3 separate regions of the Homo sapiens genome follow, and regions 1 and 3 are each linked to region 2. A link is a contact called in ENCODE Hi-C or POLR2A ChIA-PET data. All regions are on one chromosome and are shown on one strand. The core of a region is the stretch at or near the end of the contact, and the rest is flanking DNA. Distances in the headings are between cores, read along the strand shown.

What was found. Hi-C counts contacts between places; a loop is a spot of excess contacts on that map. ChIA-PET counts read pairs that join two places held with the same protein, here RNA polymerase II (POLR2A). Pooled maps may share reads with other maps.
Region 1: a pooled map shows a loop between it and region 2 (2.9-fold over the local background). The contact joins the enhancer-like site here to the promoter of TPCN1 in region 2. A Hi-C loop is called at or near these places in 2 of 50 pooled maps. POLR2A ChIA-PET finds 5 or more read pairs at or near these places in 2 of 52 experiments (H1 and SK-N-SH).
Region 3: a loop to region 2 is called in a pooled map, with 2.4 times the contacts of the local background. The contact joins the enhancer-like site here to the promoter of TPCN1 in region 2. A Hi-C loop is called at or near these places in 2 of 50 pooled maps. POLR2A ChIA-PET finds 5 or more read pairs at or near these places in 3 of 52 experiments (A673, AG04449 and H1).

Annotation. Positions count from the first base shown.
Region 1 is chr12:115,502,729-115,505,896 of GRCh38, reverse strand. The region is part of intron 2 of LOC105370003 (a long non-coding RNA gene); the gene reads left to right. Among named protein-coding and RNA genes, the nearest start is that of LINC02463, 380 kb to the left of the region's middle. Within about 2 kb of position 1,521, at least 5 of the 41 ENCODE cell types and tissues checked have a DNase peak (open chromatin) inside an H3K27ac peak, as active enhancers do.
Region 2 is chr12:113,219,869-113,223,094 of GRCh38, reverse strand. TPCN1 (two pore segment channel 1) reads right to left here and starts at 1,631. Exons shown (of 28, transcript NM_017901.6): 1 at 1,469-1,631. DRC10 (dynein regulatory complex subunit 10) reads left to right here and starts at 2,001. Exons shown (of 5, transcript NM_001330452.2): 1 at 2,001-2,098. RefSeq lists an enhancer at 2,253-2,402.
Region 3 is chr12:116,193,749-116,197,237 of GRCh38, reverse strand. All of the region lies in intron 2 of MED13L (mediator complex subunit 13L), which reads left to right. Among named protein-coding and RNA genes, the nearest start is that of MIR620, 47 kb to the right of the region's middle. RefSeq lists a silencer at 1-54 and an enhancer at 1-54. Within about 2 kb of position 1,502, at least 3 of the 41 ENCODE cell types and tissues checked have a DNase peak (open chromatin) inside an H3K27ac peak, as active enhancers do.

The DNA.
Region 1 (3,168 bases), core at 272-2,771, 2.3 Mb before region 2:
TAAAACATGTGATGCTCTTACCCAGTGCCTGGCCCCTTGTCAGTCCTCAGTAAATGCTGGCTATGATATTTCAAGATGCTTACATTCAAGAAGGGCTGTCAGACAAATCAACTAAGTGCAAAGTCTGATGTGTTTTCGCAGCGTAAGGAGTAGGTATTGATTGGGGAGCACAGACAGGAAGCCTGTTTCGATCAAGTAAGACCTCTCTGAGGAGGTGATGTTTAAGCTGAGACCTGCTGGATGAGTGAGAAGCTTCCAGGCCCAGAGAAGAGTGGTCTGGGCAGCAGAAAGAGCAGGTGCAAAGGCCCCGAGGCAGAAACAATTTGGGATGTTCAAGGAATAGCAAGAATGCCATCAAGGGGAGGAGAAGAGTATTTGGGGTTAGAGAAGTGTCATGGGCCTTGTAGGCCAGTGCAAGGAATTTAGATTTTCTTCTGGCAAAAAAAGAAACTCCTGGAAGGGTGTTACAGTGAGAAGCGACACCACCCAATGTGCTCATCTGGGTCCTCCAAGATGCAGGTGCCAAGACGAGATTAAATGTGGAAAGCTTTTTTTAGGAGAAGTGCCTGTTGGAGAGAAAATGGAGAGAGAGCTGGGAAAGGCAGGAGAGCTAGCTGGAGGACTGGTATACAGGTCTGATTCCTAGTGAAGGAGATACAGAGAAGCTTGGGTGGAAGCATCCCAAGCTGCCAAGCTGTCCAAGAAAGATTCATCAAAGCCATGGGGAGCCCTTGAACTATGAAAGGAATTCTGCGTCTCCCAGGAACGGGCCTGCCTTAGTATGCTGCCGTTTTCAGACATTGGCTGGGGATGGCCCACAGAACACACGGCCTCCTGTTCATGCAGGGAGCTCCAGAGCGCAGCAGCTGGGCCCTTGGGCCATTGGGCTCCCTGTTCGTGTTGTTCCACGAGGTGCATTTTGCCCATTTGACTAGCATTTTCAGAGGTGCACTTGGGCCATTCTAAGAAGACAGGCTGAGAGGGTGGACAAGAAGTACGCTGATGACTGTTAAAAGCTCTAGTGCCAAAGGCCTATGCAGGGGGCTGTATGGGCAACCCCAGATGGGGCTCAGTGTGGAGGCCAGACAGAGGTGTGTGCCTCCCAGTGAGCTGGGCCCTGCCTGGCTCCATCCCTGCCTGTCCAGCCTGCGGACACCCCCACAAATCCCCTGTCTCCCCAGAGGAAGTCAGGCCTGTAGCCTGGCTTCCTGCTATTATGCCGTTTTTACAGCCTGGACTTGATTTAGGTGTTACGCTCTTGCTAAGAATATGCGCTGACACTTGAAAGGAACTTTATTATTGTCCTAATTTGTGAAGAATTAGTCGTTGCTTTTTTTTTTTTTTTTCCCTGCTCCCCTTTCTTCTCTGCAGGGTCAGGCTGGAGCCGAGTTATTGTTGTTAAATTTAGATCTGAAACTATATTGGGCCTGGGCTGGTGTCTCTATGCTTTCACTTCTTAAAACAGGAAGGAAGGCCCCAGCTAGGGGGTTTCATAGAGCCGAGAAGCTGCTCTGAAGGCCTTGGGAAATGTGTTTTGGTGGAAACCACTAGATATGCTTAGAAAGGACCAGATTCAGAGAGCGTCTTGGTGTGGTTAAATTGAAAGATTTTTCCCTGGCCTTCTGATATGCCTGTGAGCCAGGTCTGCAACTATGGTAGGTTACAGCATGGGCAGTGAAAGCCACCTGACTTTGGACGGGGAACTCCTGCTCAGCTGCCCCATTGCCTCAGTTTCCCCATCTGTAAAATGAAGATCATGATATTACCAGAGGCTGGTGGTGGATTAACTGAGGTAGCATTAGTAAAGTGTGTAGCGGAGTGCCTGAAGCATGCGTAGGTAACGTGTGAGCTCTGGGTTTCCTGGCTGGTGGAGCTCAAACTTAGAACAAATCAAGGAAGGTCTCAGAGATAAAAAGAATTCTATGGTAAAGCATTAATTGATCAACGGAATGAACTTACTAGTTACTTGAGAATTAATACCAGCAAGAGTTATTAAGAAATAGCAAAAATCATTTTGTGATACTAGCTAATGTTGACTGAGTGATTTCTACATGTCTGGAACCAGCTAAGTCCTTGATACATGAGACAGCGCAGAGCATAGTGACGAGTGGGGCTCTCAGATTACTCGGTTCACAATCCCAGCTCTGCCACTTAGCAGCTGTATGGTCTTAGGTAAGTTACTTTACCTCTCTGAGCCTCCGTTTATTTTATTTATTTTATATTTTGAGATGAGATCTCACTCCGCTACCCAGGCTGGAGGGCAATGGCACAAACATAGCTCACTGTGGCCTGGGCAACAGAGCAAAATCCCATCTCAAAATAAAATCCAATATCTTGACTGGAACCTTCTGAGAAACCCTCAGCCAGAGCCACCCAGTTAAGCCACTCCAGAATTCTTGATTCACAGAAATGATAAGATTTTTTTTCTTTTTTAAGCAGCTAACTTTTGGACTAACTTGTTACACGACCATAGCTAACTATATGACCTTATGTAATTTGCTTGACCTCTCTAAGCTTCAGTATGATCATTTGTAAGATGGGAATAATAGTCTTTCTCTTAGGGGATTGTGGTGTTTAAATAAAATAATTTTGTAAATAATAGCAAATGTATAAGCAGTTTTTTCTAAATACCAGACACTTTACATAAATTAATTCCTTAAAGCATTGACAAATTACCAGAACTTTAAAGTGTTGGTAAATGGTTGGCCCACATCTGAAGTCTGGACTAGGGTGAAGGATCTGCCTTGGCTGTTTGGTAAGAGGCCTCAGTTTGTTGCCATGTGAGGTTCTCCTCAGAGCTGCCTGACATCCTCACAATATGGCAGCTGGCTTCCTCCAGAGCAAGTGATTCAAGAGAGAAGGAAGAAGCCATACTCTCTTTTATGACCTAACCTCAGAGGTGACATACTATCACTTCTGCCATATTCTGTGGGTCACACTGCCCAATCCTGATACAACAAGGGAGGGACTTGAACAAAGTTGGGAATGCCAAGGGGTGGGAAATATTGAAGGCCATCTTGGAGGCTGCCACCCTAGTCACCCTGTGGGTAAATGATGGAGATAGGAATTGAGTTTAGATTCTGCATTCTGCCTTGATTGATGTGTCCTGCATCTACCACACACCAGGGACCCAGAGCCTTTAAGGTGCTCCCAGGCCAGGAGAAAACT
Region 2 (3,226 bases), core at 382-2,881:
AAAGGCAGAAGAGGAAATCCCAGATGAGACACTACTATTTGGCAGTCTTAAGAATTATGGTTGTATTGTCGTTTTGGTTTAACTTTTTACCACAGATATTTTCAAACATTCTCAAAAGTGCAGAGAATATATACGTGAACTTCCTTGTATCCATTACTCAGCTTTGACAATTATCTCCCATGTTTACTTTGAAGGCAGGAGAATTTATTAACTCACAGAGAAGAGGTTTCTTAATGTTACCATTATCATAATGGCTAGTGGTTTCTATGTTTTAACTCACGGCTGTCCAACCTTTTGGCTTCCCTGGGCCACGCTGGAAGAACTATCTTGGGCCACACATAAAATACACTACCATTAATGATGAGCTAAAAAAAAAGAGGCAGGGGGGTTGTTCATGCATAATTTTCATGATATCTGCCACCATAGATTAAAGTCCTCGCATTCAAATGCTTCAACACGGTTGTTTAACTGTTTAATATATGACTGCTTGCCTGCCTGTACTGCCTTTGCCCACTGGCTTTCAACTGGGGTGATTTTTGCCCCCATGGGGACATCGGCAATGTCTGGAGACATCTTGACTGTCACAACTTGGGAGTGGGGGGATTGCTGGTGGGTGGAGTCCAGGTATGCCACTGAACTTGCTTCAATGCACAGGTGAGACCTCCCGAAACAGAATTATGTGGCTCAAAATGTCAACTGAGCTGCTGTTGAAAAATCCTATCTTAGCTAATATCCCCACTTTAGGAATGAGGAAATTGAAGCTTGGAGTGGTTAACTTGCCTTTTATAAGTTTCAACCCAGGCAGTCTGAATCAGGGACCCTGCCTGCTTAACCATTACCCTATATACACCTACGACTAGAACCAGTCCCCTGATTTGAATTCAAACACGTCATTTTTCCAGACAGACAAAAATGAGGCCCAGAGAGGGGAAGAGACTTGCCCAAGGTCACACAGTGGAGGAGTAGGGCTAGAACCCGGGACTCCTGCGTCCTGGTCCAGTGTTCCCTCCGCGGGCTTTGCTTCTGCCTCTACAGAGGACCCAACTGGCCAGCGCTGGGGAAAGGGCCTAGGGGAAGAGGTTCAGCTACCATCCCGCTGTCCGCTGGGGCAGCCTGACCCAGGCACAAGACTCCTGTGGGGTCACCTAAGGGCGCCAGGGAGAAGAGCGAGGGAGGGAGGAAGAAGGAGGCAGGACAGCTGGCTCCAGCTCCACGTGCTCCCAGCCCCTGGCTGGGAGCCCACGTGAGGGTCGCCCTAAGAAGTCGGGGGCGAGGAGAGAGGGTGCAAAGCCCCGGCCCGGGCTGGACGGAGAGAAGCGCGGTGGAGACTTCCCTGCGCCCCCTCTGGGCCCGTACGGCCCACCTCCCACACCAGAGTGCTGCGCCGCAACCCCTTACTCCGCGTCCTCTGACCCCTGATCCCTGCCCTCTCCCTCGGGCCAAGCCGTCGCATCCCTCGGATTCTTACACGCGCCGCCCCAGCAACCCGGACCGCGCGCCGGGGTCCGCACCGCGCAGCCTAGCCCGCCGGCGCCGCCGCCAAAACCCCGAGCCCGAAGCTGTTGCAGCCGCCGCAGCCGCCGAAGCCGCCGCCACTTCAGCCACTGCCACCAGGGCAGCTGCGCCAGCTCTCCTATCCACCGCCTACCGTCCTCTCAACCCCGCTGGCCCCGCCCCATTTCCCCTTCACAGCGTCCTACTGGCTAACTGGGCTACCGTGATGAACTCTGATTGGCCAACTATCACGTCCTTCCGCAGGTCTCGCCCGCCGCCGATGCGGTACTCCCTGCCCGCCTCCTTAAGAAGGGGCGGGACGAAGAATCCACGCCCCTTACTCCTCCCTTGTTCCCCGCCTTACTCGTTGAGTCCAACCCAGAGGGAGTCCCAAGTCTTTCCATTGGTGAAAGGTCAAAATGGCGGTGCTTCTGATTGGTCAGACTTCAGGAGGTGGGGACAACTGAGCGGAACAATAAATTGAATGGTGAAAAGAAAGGTCAGTCAGACACCGAGTCTCGCCTTCTGAGATTGGCGGGTAACCTAGCAACGCAGGGACCGCGGCGGTAACTGTGGCTAGGGAAACCTGGAGCGGTCAGAGCAGGTGAGTAGCCAGTTGGGAAAGGGTCGCGGATCGGGGGAGATGTGGAATAGGGTTCAGCCCTCTGTCCTTTGGCTCCCTGAGGAATTAGAAGCCCCCGCTGCGATCTCGTCTCAGCTTCAGGACCCTGTCCCTCAGCTCCTGCCTTAGTCTGGACCTTTCGCTCCACAACCTGCAGGGAGCCGGCCTCCATTCTGCCCTTCTACCTGCCCACTTCATGGCTCCACTCCCTCATCCCTAAAACGAGGAGGACAACAGTCAAGCAGAGTCATATCGTAGTTAACTTATTTCAAGTCAAACATGGGAGCTGTGGGTGGGAGGGGAGTTTATAAGTCCCCTCCCATTTCACCCAACGGCCATACGTTCCTCGGTGAGCAGGCAATCTCACTTCAGTGTTTAAATTAGGTAGTTTTGTTTGTTTGTTTTGTTGTTGTTGTTGTTGTTTTTGCCGAGCATGGTGGCTCACGCCTGTAATCCCAGCACTTTGGGAGGCCGAGGCGGGCAGATCACTTGAGGTCAGGAGTTCTAGGCCAGCCTAGCCAGTATGGTGAAACCCCATCTCTACTGAAAATACAAAAATTAGCTGAGCATGGAGGCGCACCTGTAATCCCAACTACTCGGGAGGCTAAGGCACGAGAATCACTTGAACCCGGGAGACTTAGGTTGCAGTAAGCCAAGATAGCGCCATTGCACTCCAGCCCGGGCAACAGAGCAAGACTCTGTCTCAAATAAATAAATAAATTAGGTAATTTTTATTACACCACTTTTGCCTTTATCCTAACTTTGGAATTTAACTCCCATCTCCATCCTTAAGATGTGATCTCATTGTACCTACTGAAGACAGAGAGTTTCTTGTGATGATTAAATGAGGCTAAGGGCCGGGCGCGGTGGCTCAGCCTGTAATCCCAGCACTTTGGGAGGCCGAGGCCAGCAGATCACCTGGGCCAGCAGATCACCTGAGGCCAGGAGTTTGCGACTAGCCTGGCCAACATGGTGAAACCCTGTCTCTACTAAAAATACAAAAATTAGCCGGGCCTGGTGGCGTGTGCCTGTGATCCCAGCTACTCAGGAGGCTGAGCGGGAGAATTTCTTGAACCCGGGTGGTGGAGGTTGCAGCGAGCCGAGATCGTG
Region 3 (3,489 bases), core at 253-2,752, 3.0 Mb before region 2:
AGACCAGCCCTTCAGCCGAGTACACGGTTTCATCTTTGCAGTTAGGCTGCAGGACTGCTGCTGTATTTTCATCCACCGGAGCTTAATATAATTTTAAGGATTATGTGGGTGGAGGCTTAGACTAAAGTAAAGTGAGTGTGCTGTTTATCACCAGCAAAGAGTATGCTTTGTCTTGAGAGAGAGACACTGAACTGATGTTCTGTCTTATTGTTTGTGTTTTCAGACTTAATATGGTTACTGTTCAAACTACTATATATCTTTGAAAGATTCCCATTGATATGTATTCCCATCAAAAAGAATTACTAAGTATATAACTAGATATAAATGCCTTCAAATTTTGAAGACATGTCTGTCTAATGCTAAAATTAATGCACTTTTATTAATCTGATAGTGCCCCTAAAATACACAAAACTTTAACCAGCTGTATGTCTTAACTAGTTTAGATAAAACCATCAGATTCTTAAGCTATGTAGACACAGCTGGACCACCAAAAAGAGAGTTAAAATTTTATAATATAAATGCAGCCTAAATTATCAGCATTATTACTTTTCTATTTATTTTAAATTTGGAGAGAAAGGTTAAAAGATACTTCTGATTGAATAAATTGTGTTGATGGCAGTAGGTTTGCTTTTTGATTGTATATTTGGTTTTAGTTAACAAGAAATCCTGTTACTCAATTCTGTAATCTACTATTCTAGTACTCTTCTACCCCAATCACAAGTTTTATTGCCACCGTTTTGGAAAGAAAGCACTCTTATCTCATGTGTCATTTCTCTGGGTGTTAGAAACTGAATTTAAAGGACTATTAAGTTGCAGCCGAAGCCGAAGACTGGGCCAGTCAGACTTTTTTTTTTTTTGTTAATTGCACCTTACTTATTGGCCCTGTTTTCAATTTTGCTCTGTGGAAACACCCAGAGGACCTCTGTGGTGTTCTTGGGTAGCATGTATTCTGTACACAATTTGGCCCTCTAAAGTGAGGTCAACAGTAAAAAATATAATTTAAAAATTAAGCTAGATGAGTTCAACCAGTAATTTTTTTTCTTGCTACTTGAAAGTTAGATTATCCATTAGGTTATAATTTTCTTTGTTATGTTGTTGATCTGGATAATATATGATTCAGTGTAATTTTTTCTTTTCTCATTGCCTCTTTGCTTGTTCTGAAACTGCTGTTAAATATATCATTGAACCTTGTTTTCTGGCCTCCATAATATATCTTTAAAACTTCTTTGCCTCTGCAACTTTCTAGTTAAATTCTTCATTATTATTCTCTAGTTTATTAACTCCTTTTCAATTTTTACTGTTTACATTTTATCTCTTACTCAGTTTTTCATTTCCATTGCTTATTTTAAAATTATTTAAAACTTACTTTGAGTTAAAATATTCATTCTTTAGCTTTTAAATTCTTTTTCATTTCCACCTAGCCTTGTTTCACTTCTGCTTGTTGTGATTTTTTTTCCCTTTATAAAAGAAATTTTACTCTTTTATAAAGAGTAAAAGAGTGGCTCACGCCTGTAATCCCAGCACTTTGGGAGGCTGAGGTGGGTGGATCGCTTGAGGTCAGGAGTTCAAGACCAGCCTGGCCAACATGGCAAAATCCTGTCTCTACTGAAAATACAAAAATTAGCTGGTGTGGTAGCGCACACCTGTAATCTCAGCTACTTGGGAAGCTGAGGCAGGAGAATCGCTTTGAACCTGGGAGGCGGAGGTTGCAGTGAGCCGAGATTGTGCTACCCTAGCCTGGGTGACAGAGCCAGACTCTATCTCAAAAAAAGAAAAAAATTTTAAGCATACTATTTTCAGGCTTTTCTGTTTCTATTTTGTTTGAAGGGATTTTGTATTTCAGTTGCTGTGTTTTTATTCGTTTTCTTTATGTCATGGTACAGCTTTGACTGGGAAGTCCCCCCACTCCCCACAGTCCCTTCTAGTGGTTTTGCACGTATTCTTAACTGCTTCTCCCTGTTGCCCCCACCCCCACCAAGGTCTTAGATTGGCAGCAGAGGGCACTTGTCTCCCACTGATGGTAGATACACCTGCATCTTTGTTCCAGTTGGCCAGGCAGTGGGATAGTGTGGCTGAAGCCCTAGTATTCTCACTTTCCTAGGCACTCAGTTTCTGAGAAGACATACTTCCTGAAAGTCCACACAGCTTACTTACCCCCAGGCAGCTGTTAGTAGCAGTTTGTTTTCAGCCCAATTTCGGCCTCAGTCCCTTATCTTAGGTGGGCCACTTTTATTCCTGTTTCTATAGGATCTGAAACCTAGGCCTTCACTGGTTCCTTCTGAAACCAGAGCCTAGCAGCCCTATACCTTCTGCCCACTCTCTGTTACATATTTCTGTTTCATGGTGATGCTGGTCTTTTTTAGTTAGGTAGGTCTTTAAAATGTCTTCTCCAGGATTTTGCCTGTTGTTGCTTTGTATTTGAAACAGGGTGGGTTTTCAAAGCAATTTATGATGCCATCTTGATTGGAAGTTCCAGTAAATTAAAAAAATTATTTCTAGCTTATTATATTTCAGTCATATTTTATTTTTAACAAGCTTTTGATTTTTTAAACAATCTTGTGAATCTTTTCATATTCTCTAGAACATATAAATATTTCTCTTTATGCAGTTCAGCCAAAGTTTATTTAGCATTGTGGGCTTAATATTTTCGTGATGCTTTTGAATGTGGTTAAGGTGAATTTGATCAGATGGATTGAGGATTTGTAGATGAAGTAGTCCTGAATGATTTTTACTATGATTAGGAAATACCCTGTACTTAAAAAGAAGTAGGGGTGGCTGGGAGTGGTGGCTCATGCCTGTAATCCCAGCACTTTGGGAGGCGGAGGTGGGTGGCTCACCTGAGGTCGGGAGTTTGAGACCAGCCTGACCAACATGGAGAAACCCTGTCTCTACTAAAAATACAAAATTAGCTGGGCGTGGTGGTGCAAGTCTGTAATCCCAGCTACTCAGGAGGCTGAGGCAGGAGAATCGCTTAAACCCAGGAGGTGGAGGTTGCGACGAGCCGAGGTTGCACCATTGCACTCCAGGTTGGACAAAAAGAGCGAAACTCTGTCTCAAAAGAAAAAAAGAAGTAGGGGTGTGGGTATAGACAGGGTTATTTTTTTGTTTTTTGTTTTTTTAAATACCCTTCCGTCATCTTCTCTTCTTTTGTCATTTACATCTACATCTTTAAAAATTGGAGATAGGAAATATTCTGATTGAGTAAACTTATTTAGGTTCTGGTAAAGTTTTGTAAATTGCTGAAAGGCTGGAAAGTTAATTGGAGCTTTTTAATAGTGAAATTGAACTTTGTTAATGTCTTTTTGCTAACTACTTTGATCAGCTTTAATCTTTGACTAGCTTCTCATTGAGTTCATTCATAAAGGTATTTCTTAGGAGACTGATGTACAGTGATCGGTTTACTTGTGAGTTACATTCTTTGGACTGGATGTGATTCTTGATTGTGACTCCTACTATTCCCATGATGATTTCCTTTCTCTAGAGAAGCAG